Linked DNA regions of Homo sapiens: region 1 is linked to region 2. A link is an interaction called in ENCODE POLR2A ChIA-PET data of the cell type or tissue named here. Cell type or tissue: GM12878. All regions are shown on one strand. Links, peaks and the distances in the headings refer to the core of each region. The heading gives the core; the rest is flanking DNA. Region 1 overlaps SLC45A3 (solute carrier family 45 member 3). Region 2 holds the start of RAB29 (RAB29, member RAS oncogene family).

What was found. Peaks named below come from ENCODE experiments on the same cell type or tissue, not always from the same donor. Only the 100,000 strongest peaks of a DNase experiment are listed, where the experiment ranks them.
Region 1: POLR2A ChIA-PET joins it to region 2 with 28 read pairs; 6 of 35 experiments call an interaction of 5 or more read pairs at or near these places.

The regions. Positions count from the first base shown.
Region 1 is chr1:205,662,572-205,667,940 of GRCh38, forward strand. It overlaps SLC45A3 (solute carrier family 45 member 3), which reads right to left. Exons shown (of 5, transcript NM_033102.3): 2 at 1,914-2,315; 3 at 262-1,047. The coding sequence starts at 2,085. Among named protein-coding and RNA genes, the nearest start is that of SLC45A3, 15 kb to the right of the region's middle. RefSeq lists enhancers at 1-524, 1,434-2,633. In GM12878, for the core only: no CTCF peak of the experiment used is centred there; a DNase peak (open chromatin) is centred at 3,010; H3K4me3 peaks cover 362 bases; H3K27ac peaks cover 1,306 bases.
Region 2 is chr1:205,770,633-205,776,001 of GRCh38, forward strand. RAB29 (RAB29, member RAS oncogene family) reads right to left here and starts at 4,850. Exons shown (of 6, transcript NM_003929.3): 1 at 4,641-4,850; 2 at 4,201-4,454; 3 at 1,864-1,935; 4 at 840-1,021; 5 at 101-222. The coding sequence starts at 4,324. RefSeq lists an enhancer at 3,715-3,764. In GM12878, for the core only: no CTCF peak of the experiment used is centred there; DNase peaks (open chromatin) are centred at 2,227, 3,736, 4,628 and 4,889; H3K4me3 peaks cover 2,799 bases; H3K27ac peaks cover 1,754 bases.

The DNA.
Region 1 (5,369 bases), core at 78-5,077, 110 kb before region 2:
TGAATAAGCTCCGCCTTTCCTTCTGTCAAACTGGGGCAACGACTCTGATCAGACTCCTAGAGCAGCCAGAGGCCTTCCTGAAACCGCAAGCAGAGATGTTCCACACCCATGAGAAGCCGTGTATGCAGATGGGGTCCATCCCCACTTTCCTGACAGAGAAGTCGGGGCCAGGATGGAGAGGCACCAGCCCAGACACAGCCCCGAGTGTCGTCTCTGGTGGGCGGCTCCCACACCAGCCTCTGCTGGCTGCCAAGGCCTTACCTTCATCATAGTGTCTCCGGGCCTCGGTGCCCGGCTCAGCTCTGGGCACGCCCTGGTACAGCCCCTCGCCCACGAAATCCGTGTAAAACAGCGTGAAGGTCATGAGTGCCATCCAGCTGCACAGCTCAGCCACGAAGAGCCGGCGCAGGGTGCGGGGCATGCGGCAGCACAGCTGGTGCAGCCGGGGAAGCAGGGCGCCCAGGTTCCGGAAAGCCAAGCGGGCCCGGCATGGACAGCAGTGGGGCGACAAGGAGGGGGCCGACAGCCCTTCTGCTGGCTCGGTGGGGCCCAGCGCTGCCTCCTCAGCCACCAGCAGTGTGGCTGCTACGCAGGTGAGGAAGATGAGGGTGAGCAGGCCAAAGAGGCACTCCTCCTGGGTGCCCAGGTAGGGGGCCAGGGCACTGGTGTCCCAGTCAATGGCAGGCAGGAGGTAGCCCAGGCAGCCCCCAAGACTGATCATGAAGGCATAGACAGAGTAGGCCTGGCGACAGTGGTCCGGGTCCCGGAAGAGGTCAGAGAGCAGGGCCTCCAGTGGAGTGAAGCACACCTGGCCACAGAAGTCCAGCAGCCCCACGCCCAGGATGAGCAGTGCCAGCTCCAGGGGCCTGGGATCCGGGCACAGCAGCCCTGCTAGCCAGCCGGCCCTTGGGATGAGAAAGAGGCTCAGCAGGATGCCCAAGGACAGTGCCCAGATGAAGGGCCGGCGGCGGCCATAGCGTCCACGCCAGTGGTCACTGGCTGAGCCTAGGAGCGGGACACAGACCAGGCCCAGCACTGGACCAATGCCTGCAAGAAGGGAAGTAGTATGAGTCAATGGCTGGGACAAGTAAAGGGCAAGGGGAAGGGGAACCAAGCTCCGTGAGAAGGATGGAAATAACATTCCGTACTCGACACTGTGCTACGTCTTCACAGGGATGCTGTAATTTACTCCTCATAACACAGGCATTACAGATGCCCCCATTTTCAGATGGACAAACTGAGGCATGGAGCAACTAAGAAGTGATACTTATTCAAAGGCGCAGACCTAGGGAGGGTAAGAGGCAGCGTTTCAACAAGCAGTGTGACTCCAGAGCCTGCAATCCTCACAGGGGCCCCTCTTCCTGGGGGTGAGGGGTTGTCACACAATGGTTACTACTTGCCTTCTGTGGCTTTTGTAGAATTTATCTGCAGAGTCAGGAGTCCACCCCTTGTCCTAGGGGTAGGAGCAAGCTCCGGCTGGGAGACCTTGATGGAGTCCCAGCTCTACTGTTCAGCTGCTATTTGGCTTTGGCTAAGACTTACCTAACCTCTTAAAAGCCTCTGCTTCCTTCTCTGTAAAATGGATCACCTCAAATGGTGGTTGTAAGCATTAAATGAGATAATCGCTATAAATTATAAAAGGGCTAGCCAAAGGTTAGGAGCATTTCTCCAGTGTCTCCTATGAGCCAGGCTCTGTGCAGGACCAGGGATCCAGAGGTGACTGGGGTATGTCCTTGGTATTCTCTTCTTTCTCTTGGTGTGCCCCCTCAGCCCAGGGTCACCCTCCTGCCCAGCAATGCCTTCCCAGCAGACCACCTCTCCCTCCAAGCAGCTCCCAGGGCAGAGGTACTCCTGTCCCACATGCCAGGTGGCATGTATCTGGAACAGGAAGGAAGGAGGATGTAGTGACTCACCCAGCACCATGGTCATGAACTTCTCCTCTACCCCCACTTCCAGCAGCAGAGGCGGCACATAGGTGATGCCTGCGGCCAAACACACCTCCAGGCCAAAGGTTAGCAGGTTGACCAGCAAGAGCTGGGCTTTCCGGTGCCGCAGCAGGCGGCTCACCCACAGCCTCTGGACCATAGTGGGCCAGGCGGGTAGGGCTCAGGGGGCCGTTCAGGCACTCCAGAACTGCTTCGTCTCGGCTCTGCTCCAGAAGCTGCGGCCTCTCCTCCTTGCTGCCGCCAACTGCCTAGGAATCAGCCAGGCGCCCATTTCTGCCAGCCCTTTGGTGCCGGTCCAGCTTCTCAGCCCATGCTCAACACCTGCTGCTGTGGGGCACCTCAGTGGGGACACGTCTCATCACTCAGATCCTAGAAGGGCGGGGCAATCACAAGCACACGGGGTGTTAAGTCCTGGGAGCCAGGTCTCCACGATTTGCTCTAAATTGTCTGGATCCTGATCATTCACAGGCTGGCGACTGGCCCTGTCACCGAGGTGCCACCCCCTTCTGCCCAGTCAGGAAATGCATGTTAATATTAGCCTACGGCTGACATAATTAATAAGGTAAATATGATTTTTTAAACCTCAGCACACTCCAGAGCCAAACAGATGTTGGTTATTCTCTGTTTTGAAAAATCTACAATTTCCCTTCCCTGTTAGTATTGGGGAGCGGGAGGGAGCAATCAAACCAACTGAATTTTTAGTTGCCCAGCTATCAAGGTGCCCCTGGAGACCCTCTGCCAGGCCTGGTTTGTTTGCTTTTGTCTTTCTACTCCCCAAACCTGGGGTGTTCAATTCCCCTTTGTTAAGAGTAACACTTCCTATTCTGCATTGCTTGGCCATGAGCCACACTGCACCACAACCCCTAACCCCAAAGACCAGGATGAAGGGGAAAGGGAGGAGAGGCTGTTTTGTTGGGTTGGGTTTTAACTTACAGAAGGCTCCCTGGGGTGAGCCTAGGCCTGAAAATCTCTCCCTTGAGTTTCTCCCTGAGTTCAACGTTCAAGGGGAAGAAACAATCCCTCACATGGCCGTCCAACTGTCATGGGAGAGTGGAGCCGTCCCCAGGTTCTAGCTCACAGGGGCATGAAACCACACCACCTGGCAATACCTGTAATGATACCAGTGACTCCCCCAAGCTGACAGGATGCCCAGCCACTTCCAGGGCAGCCTTTCTGTGCTCTTAAATGGCAGAGAAAGGAATTTTTCGGTGCTCTTTTCAATTTTCAGCAGAGAAGTCCCACACCCCTTCCTGCTAGCCCTGCCTCCTGTGCAGAAAGAACCATCCTGTACCTCCCCCGCCAAGCAAGCGGTCTCCAAGTCTTGCTTCCCGACAATACAGCCATTGCAGTATCTAAGCCTCTGCTTAGAAGTGACTATGAAAAGCTGGGTGCGGTGGCTCATGCTTGTAATCCCAGGACTTTGGGAGGCCAAGGCAGGCGGATCACTTGAGGTCAGGAGTTCAAGACCAGCCTGGCCAACATGGTGAAACCCCATCTCTGCTAAAAATACAAAAATTAGCCAGGCATGGTGGCAGGTGCCTCCACCACCCCCAGCCCCTACTCATGCCCTCTGCCAATCTCAGCACCTCATTATAAAAGGCATTTCAACTTATCTTATCTTTTCACACAATACTAAACCCCATGGGGCCTTGCATATTACAAAGCGTGTTGTGGGTGCTCTGAGCTGTGCCACAGAGAAATCAGCCAGGACTGAGTGTGGTGGCTCATGCCTATAATCCCAGAACTTCAAGAGGCCAAGGCAGGAGGATCACTTCAGCCTGGGAGTTTGAGACCAGCCTGGGCAACACAGCGAGACCCCCTCTCTACAAAAAATTTAAAAATTATCCAGGCGTGGTAGTATGCACCTGTGGTCCCAGCTACTTAAGAGGCTGAGATGGGAGGATTGCTTGAGCCTGGGAGGTCAAGGGTGCAGCGCGCAGTGATTGGACCACTGCCTCCAGTCTGGGTGACAGAGGGAGACACTGCCTAAAAAAACATCAGATGGCTATCAGTCCTGGGTAAGGTCTGTTCACTCCACCACCACCTTCAGGGGCTTTGCAGCTGGCAGATCATGAAGGAAGGGAATTGAGATAAGGCTGGGCAACCAGCAGCCTCCTCCCCTAAATCCTGCTCAGACTCACCCTTTGGGATGGGGCACACGGCCTCCTACGGAGGTGGCATGAGAAGGGGTGTAAAATACTGACCCATACTGTCTCCAAAAGGAAGGTGGAAGGCCAGACCTCAGTCTTAGCTGAGCTGTCATAGGTTCAACTTGAGCATCTCATTGCTGCATTTCCACAGTACCCCCAAGAAGGAAAGCAGGAGACAGCACAGAGACCAAGAGGCAGTGCTATCCAGCCTAAAGGGAGGGGTTCTGCGGCCAAAGGCTTCCAGCCCATTCCACTCCCCACCCTTGTTCTGGGAGGGCCCTGAATGCTAACCTGCTCTGGGTTTTCAGGAGACCAGGTCCTCCCTGAGCAAACAGAGACTTTGTTAGACCCAGCCTCGCCTATAACCTGCACCCATTCTCTAAGTCCTGGCTGCTCCCTATTGTTTAAAATAAATTGCAGGCCAGGCACAGTGGCTCACATCTGTAATCTCAGCACTTTGGGAGGCTGGAGTGGGATGATGGCTTGAGGGCAGGAGCTTAAGAACAGCCTGGGCAACATAGAAAGACCCTGTTTCTACAAAAATAAAAATAAAATAGGCCAGGTACAGTGGCTCATGCCTGTAATCCCAGCACTTTGGGAGGCCAAAGCAGGCAAATTACCTGAGGTCAGGAGGTTCGAGACCAGCCCGGCCAACGTGGTGAAACCCCATCTCTACTAAAAATACAAAAATTAGCTGGGCATGGTGGCGTGCGCCTACAATCCCAGCTACTCGGGAGGCTGAAGGAGGAGAATTGCTTGAACCTGGGAGGCGGAGGTTGCAGTGAGCCGAGATTGTGCCACTGCACTCCAGCCCCATGACAGTGCGAAACTCCATCTCAAATAAAAATAAATACATAAGATAAAAAATAAATAAATAAAAATTAGCTGGGCATGGTGGCATGCACCTATAATCCCAGCTACTCAGGAGGCTGAGGTGGGAGGATCTCCTGAGTCCAGGAGTTCGAGGCTGCAAGTGAGCTATGATCGTGCCAGTGTTCTCCAGCCTGGGCAACAGAGTGAGACCTGGTCTCTAAAAAATAAAAAAATAAAAATAAACCACAGCTGTCCAGCAACCATTAATCACCCCACCTGCCTTGCCCCTCCCTTAATCAAGTTCCCAGGCCCCCCAGGAATTAGCAGGATCCTTCTTAGCCCACATGGGAAAAAGACAAAAAGAAAGAGGTAAAGAGAAGAGTGCCCCCCACCATCCTCCTACAGCCCAGATAGCTCATTAGTAGCCTCCCAGTTCCTGGGGTGCCTTTCTCCAACGCCC
Region 2 (5,369 bases), core at 258-5,257:
CTCAGTCTGTCATTGTTGGCTCAGAAATAAGAAAAGAGGGTCCACAGGGCCACAGTGGAAGATGGATACATCTGCATGCCTATCAGCATGAGCTACTTACCTCATAGCCTCATTAATATTTTTGTTCTCCTTGACTGATGTTTCTGTCCAACCTGTGAAACCGTTCTCTTTACTGAACCGGTCAATCTGGTCCCGGCTCACTGCCCAAGGGGACAGATCACACTAGCAAAGAGAAAAAATAAAAGGCAGTATCATAAACTTCCTGCAACTAAGAAAGAATATGGCTCAGATACTGTGGATTTTAAACATATTTCCACCAATGGATAAGAACACCAGCATCGGAAATCTATAATCAACATTCTTCCCAAAGAAAGTCTCACCCTTGGCTGGGCGCAGTGGCTCACGCCTGTAATCCCAGCACTTTGGGAGGCTGAGGCGGGCAGATCATGAGGTCAGGAGAGCGAGACCATCCTGGCTAACACAATGAAACCCAGTCTCTACTAAAAATACAAAAAAATTAGCTGGGTGTGGTGGTGGGCACCTGTAGTCCCAGCTACTCGGGAGGCTGAGGCAAGAGAATGGCGTGAACCTGGGAGGCAGAGCTGGCAGTGAGCCGAGATCGCGCCACTGCACTCCAGCCTGAGCAACAGAGCGAGACTCCGTCTCAAAAAAAAAAAAAAGAAAGAAAGTCTCACTCACCCTCAACATCCTTTGAAGGAGGTAGAGATGATTTTGCCAACTTAAGAAGGGGAAATGGATGCCCAGAATCAGAGAGCATTTTACTTCCTTTCTAACCACAGATAGAGGCTAGGGACCATTTTCTGAGATTGGCCACATACCTTGTTGGCCAAGAGCAGGCAGGGCACCGGCTCTCCATTGGGTAGTGTGAGCTTGCTGTCTAGGTCCTGTTTCCACCTCTGGCTGTTGCTGAAGGTAGTGGCATTGGTAACGTCAAACATAATAACACAGGCAGAGGCATCCCGATAATACAATCGTGTCATAGAGGTGAAGCGCTCCTGCCCTGGGGAGAAAGGGGAGAGTTCTCAAGGTGACCCAAGAGCCGGCCTCTCCCCATTCCTTGTAGAAGAGGGCAGTAAGCATATGTGTCAGATGGGGCCACTCACTTTCCCCCTCTGACTCTTGGTTTTCTATCCCATAAAGGGATAATGAAGCCCAATTATTTCCAAGGCAGATTCCGCACCCAGATTGCTCCAGTCCAAATCCCTGCTCTGCTGCATACTATTTGACTTCGGGCAAATCAAGCTCTCAGTGCTTCAGATTTCTCATTTGTAAAGTGAAGATAAAAGCAGTCGCTTTTTTTTTTTTTTTTTGAAACAGTTTCCTGCACTCCTGTTGCCCAGGCTGGAGTGCAGTGGTGCCATCTAGGCTCACTGCAACCTCCACCTCCCAGGTTCAAGCAATTCTCCAAAAGCAGTAGCTTTTATGATAGGGTTGATGTGAGGATTAATGAGTCAGTGAATTTAAAATACTTAGAAGAATGCTTGGCACATAGTAAGGATTCACTATTTTTACTGTATCTATTTTCTGGGGATCTTGTTTTTCACCAAGGTCAGCCTTAAACCTAGAAAAAGCACCCTCCCCTGCTGTGGGAGTGTCCACCTATAGTCTGGACAATCCACCACCTTGCCAGCCCCTCCATCCACATAGAGACTGCTCCAGATCTATTCAGGGCAAAACATCTACAAAAGCTCTGCACCTATTCAGCTCATGTGTCCTCAGAGCAGCTCAATCATTCCAGCTTCAGAAAAACAATTTCTGGCTTTGCTGCCCCATTTTTTCCTCAGAGCTTTCTAGTTAAATCAAAATTTCTTCCCTTGTTCCTATCTAGCCCTCCCACTTTACCTGCAATATCCCACAGCTGAAGCCGCACTATCTCGTAGTCAGACCACTGGAGAACCTTCAGAGCAAAATCCACTGAAAATATATGTACATTATACTTTAATAAAATTTCACTGTAAAAAATTAATAGGGATAAACTCAAATCAAATAGGCAGTGAAACCCTATGGACACACAACTCCAATCCCATATGTTTAACTTTAAGCCCTCAATTCACTGAGATGAGTCCACATGCGTGTATTTAGTGTGAGATGGATGATTCATACTCACTCTCCAAAGGGGTTTCCAGCTTTTACTCTACTGTCAAGCTCATTTATTTGCTACTGTTTGTCTCCAAGACTGGGGGTGGGAGTAACTATGAAAACAATTCTCATTCTCAGGTTAAATAGTTTCTGGGAGATTTAGGGGGTTTTCTCAGGGAAGGGGTGATGGGGGAGAAGGGGGAAATGAGACAAGTGTGGTTGCTTTCGTATCTTCCACATTCAATTTCACTGTTGGTTTCTAATCAAATTGTATTATGAAAAGAACACACCCTGGGGAACTCTACATCCACCATAAGGTTGCAGGTATTATCTTGGGCAAGAATGGAATAAATGGAAAAGGTCCCAGAGGAGTCCCAAGAAGAAGACACTGTGTGGATGTTGCTGAAGAGTCCTGCTGGAATCTACCACCAAGTCTGCAGGTGCTGAGACTCCTTAAGGCTGAGTAAGTATTCCATGGGGAAAGCCTTTTGGCTAAGGAGAGAAACAGAGTAATTTCTGAGGTTTGGAAATATTATCTTTCACATCTGTGACAGGAATCAAAGCTAAGGGAAATTTAGACTAAACACTGAAAAAAAAATTAGCCAATTATATTCTTTGCTAAAGGAAAACTACAGCAATTGTTAAAAATTAACTATTAATAGCAGGCCACTTTTAACCCAAATCCGTGAAATAGGGACCCTTATATTATTTAGGAGTGGGAGGGCAGAGCGGTCAGGATAGAGTGTCTGAAACTTTGAACCTTTAATTTTGCCAGACTTAAATTTTTTGTTCCTTTGTTTTTGAGACAGGGTCTCACTCTGTTGCCCAGGCTACAGTGCAGTGAGTGGTGCGAACGGGGCTCACTGAAGCCTCGACCTCCCCAGTTCAAGCAATCCTCTCGTCTCAGTTTCCCGAGTAGCTGGGACCACGGCTACTTTCTTCTTTAATTTTTGTAGAGGTGGGGGTCTTGCCATGTTTCCCATGGCTGGTCTCGAACTCCTGGGCTCAAGCAATCCTCCCGCCTCAGCCTCCTAAAGTGCTGGGATTGCAAGTATGAACCACGGTACTGGGCCCTACTGGGGGTTCTTAAGGAGAATGTTTTAATTGCAATGTAAATGTTTGTTAATTTCTTTTTAAACTTCCATATGAACAGGAGCACACATTTTCAATTTTTCCATTGGTACGAGTTTTCCCCCCTTGAAACAAGTTCTTTTAACAGAGAGAAATAAAATTTTAAGTTACTCTCCCCCATCACCAGCTCTTCCTAGCTAAATACCTTCTAATTAACAATAAGGCATTTCTGCCTCTGAAAAAATAGTTGAGTCCAAAGGCCACACCCGGGAAAGAAATGAATGAACTCGGTGTCCCCTTCCTCCCTACCTTCTCCAGTTTGAGGAAAAAAGTGGTGGGAAGATAGGTCAGAGAAGTGGTATATTTCACATTCTTGGAAGAATTCCTTGGTTACCTTTATTTAAGCAATCAACGGACAAAAACACAGCTCATCAGCCCTCATGGGCATCTGACTGCGTAGCCAAGGGGCTCGTTCGGGGATTTTGTGTCTTCCATCCCACCCACAGCCCCACAACAAAGCTACAGTCCTTCAGACCAGTTCCGCTTCCTGCGTTCTCCCACTGAAGCCAGGTTAAACACCTTGCGGTTCCTCCCTCAACAGAGGGGCAGGACTACAGCCCCAGCCGGCACCTAACCAGGAGGCCCCACAGAGGATCTCAGCTGCTTCTGCTGATTGGAGAGATTTGCCGGACAGCTGAAAGGCTGGAGACTTAAGTTCACAGTACGCCTGCAATAAACAGCAATTGCTCATCCTCATCCTCCCTTCCCTATTTCTCATCTTCACGCCTTTGCTCTTACCTTTCTCCTGGCAGTGGGCTCAGTTTGGGAAAATCTAACGGGAAACTCAAGAGAGGCGTGTAAACCAAACACCCGGCAATTACACCATCTAGGTTCCCAGACAGTACTTCCTGACCCGAAGAAGGACCCAACAACCGACAGCAAATCCCCACCCCACTTGGGTCCCCAGCTCGAGTCCGCGGTCGGGGCCTCCTCCTCCCCCTCCCCCTCCCCACCCCCGAGACGTCTCACCTCCCACCGTGGACTTGTAGTGTTTGCTGAAGCTGTCCTGGGAATATCGCTGCACCAGCGACGTCTTGCCCACTGCGGCGTCCCCCACCACCAGCACTTTGAACAGGTGGTCGCGGCTGCCCATGGCTAGCGGGGTGTGCGTTTTAGGGAGGCGGGAAGTGTGGTCGGGGATCGGGGGTCGCTCGTTTTAACCCCTTTGGATCCGGACCCTCTTCAAACTGAAGTGAGGCATTCCCACCCACCGCCTGTCTGGGCTGCTCTGACGAGAAAGCAAAAAAGGAAACTTTGCACTCAACCTATACGCGCTTCCTCCCCGGGCGGCCGCAACCTGGGTGGGGCGCAGGGCGCGAGCTCCGAGCCCCCGGCTGTTCGCACCTTCCCCACCCCCTCCTGGCCTGACTGCCGAGAAACTGGACCAGGCGCCGCGGAACCTCACCCACCGGGACTTCCCCCGAGCGGCTCCAAGTCAGTGACTGAATCCCAGTCAGCTCCTTACACCACTGGGGCCAGATGATGGGGACCCTCCCCTTGCAGCACAAACCAAATTGTGAGGAAGGAGCAGCCGGCACCTCGATTCCCTAGACGCCCTCCCGCGCGCCTCTCTCTCCCCTTCCTCCGCAAGCGTCACGTGCAGGGTTGCCTGTGGCACTACATTTCCCAGCTTTCCTCGCGGTAAAGAGAACCAGCCGAGTGCGGAGGCTCACCGCGAAGCCTCCTGGGAAATGTAGTATATTCGTTATTTTGTTTTAAGCAAACCTACACCAAGTTTCAAGGCTTCAAACTCCCTCGACAGTTTGGAATCTTATTTTGAAACAATTCTAGGTCAGTAAAGATCCCTTAAGGGGAGATTTGTGCAACGTGATCTCACTGGCCTGAATCCATCCCCAGATAGTTTTCTCCTGTCTTTAAAGGTTTAACTGAGTTAAGATTGAAACTTATTTCATTAGTAAAAGCCCAAGCCTCATCCATCATGCTCCAAGTGAAGTCCATTTCCTATTCCTTCAAGTAGATAGACAAGCCCAGGACTTTGTGAAATGACTCATATTTTCTGTGTGAACTTGCCCAATACCAGGCAAGTTCAGGAAAACTTGACCCAAGAGACCAGTCTTTGGAAAAAAACCTATGCCAAAAATTACAGCATTTAATATCCAGCAATAACAATAAAGATG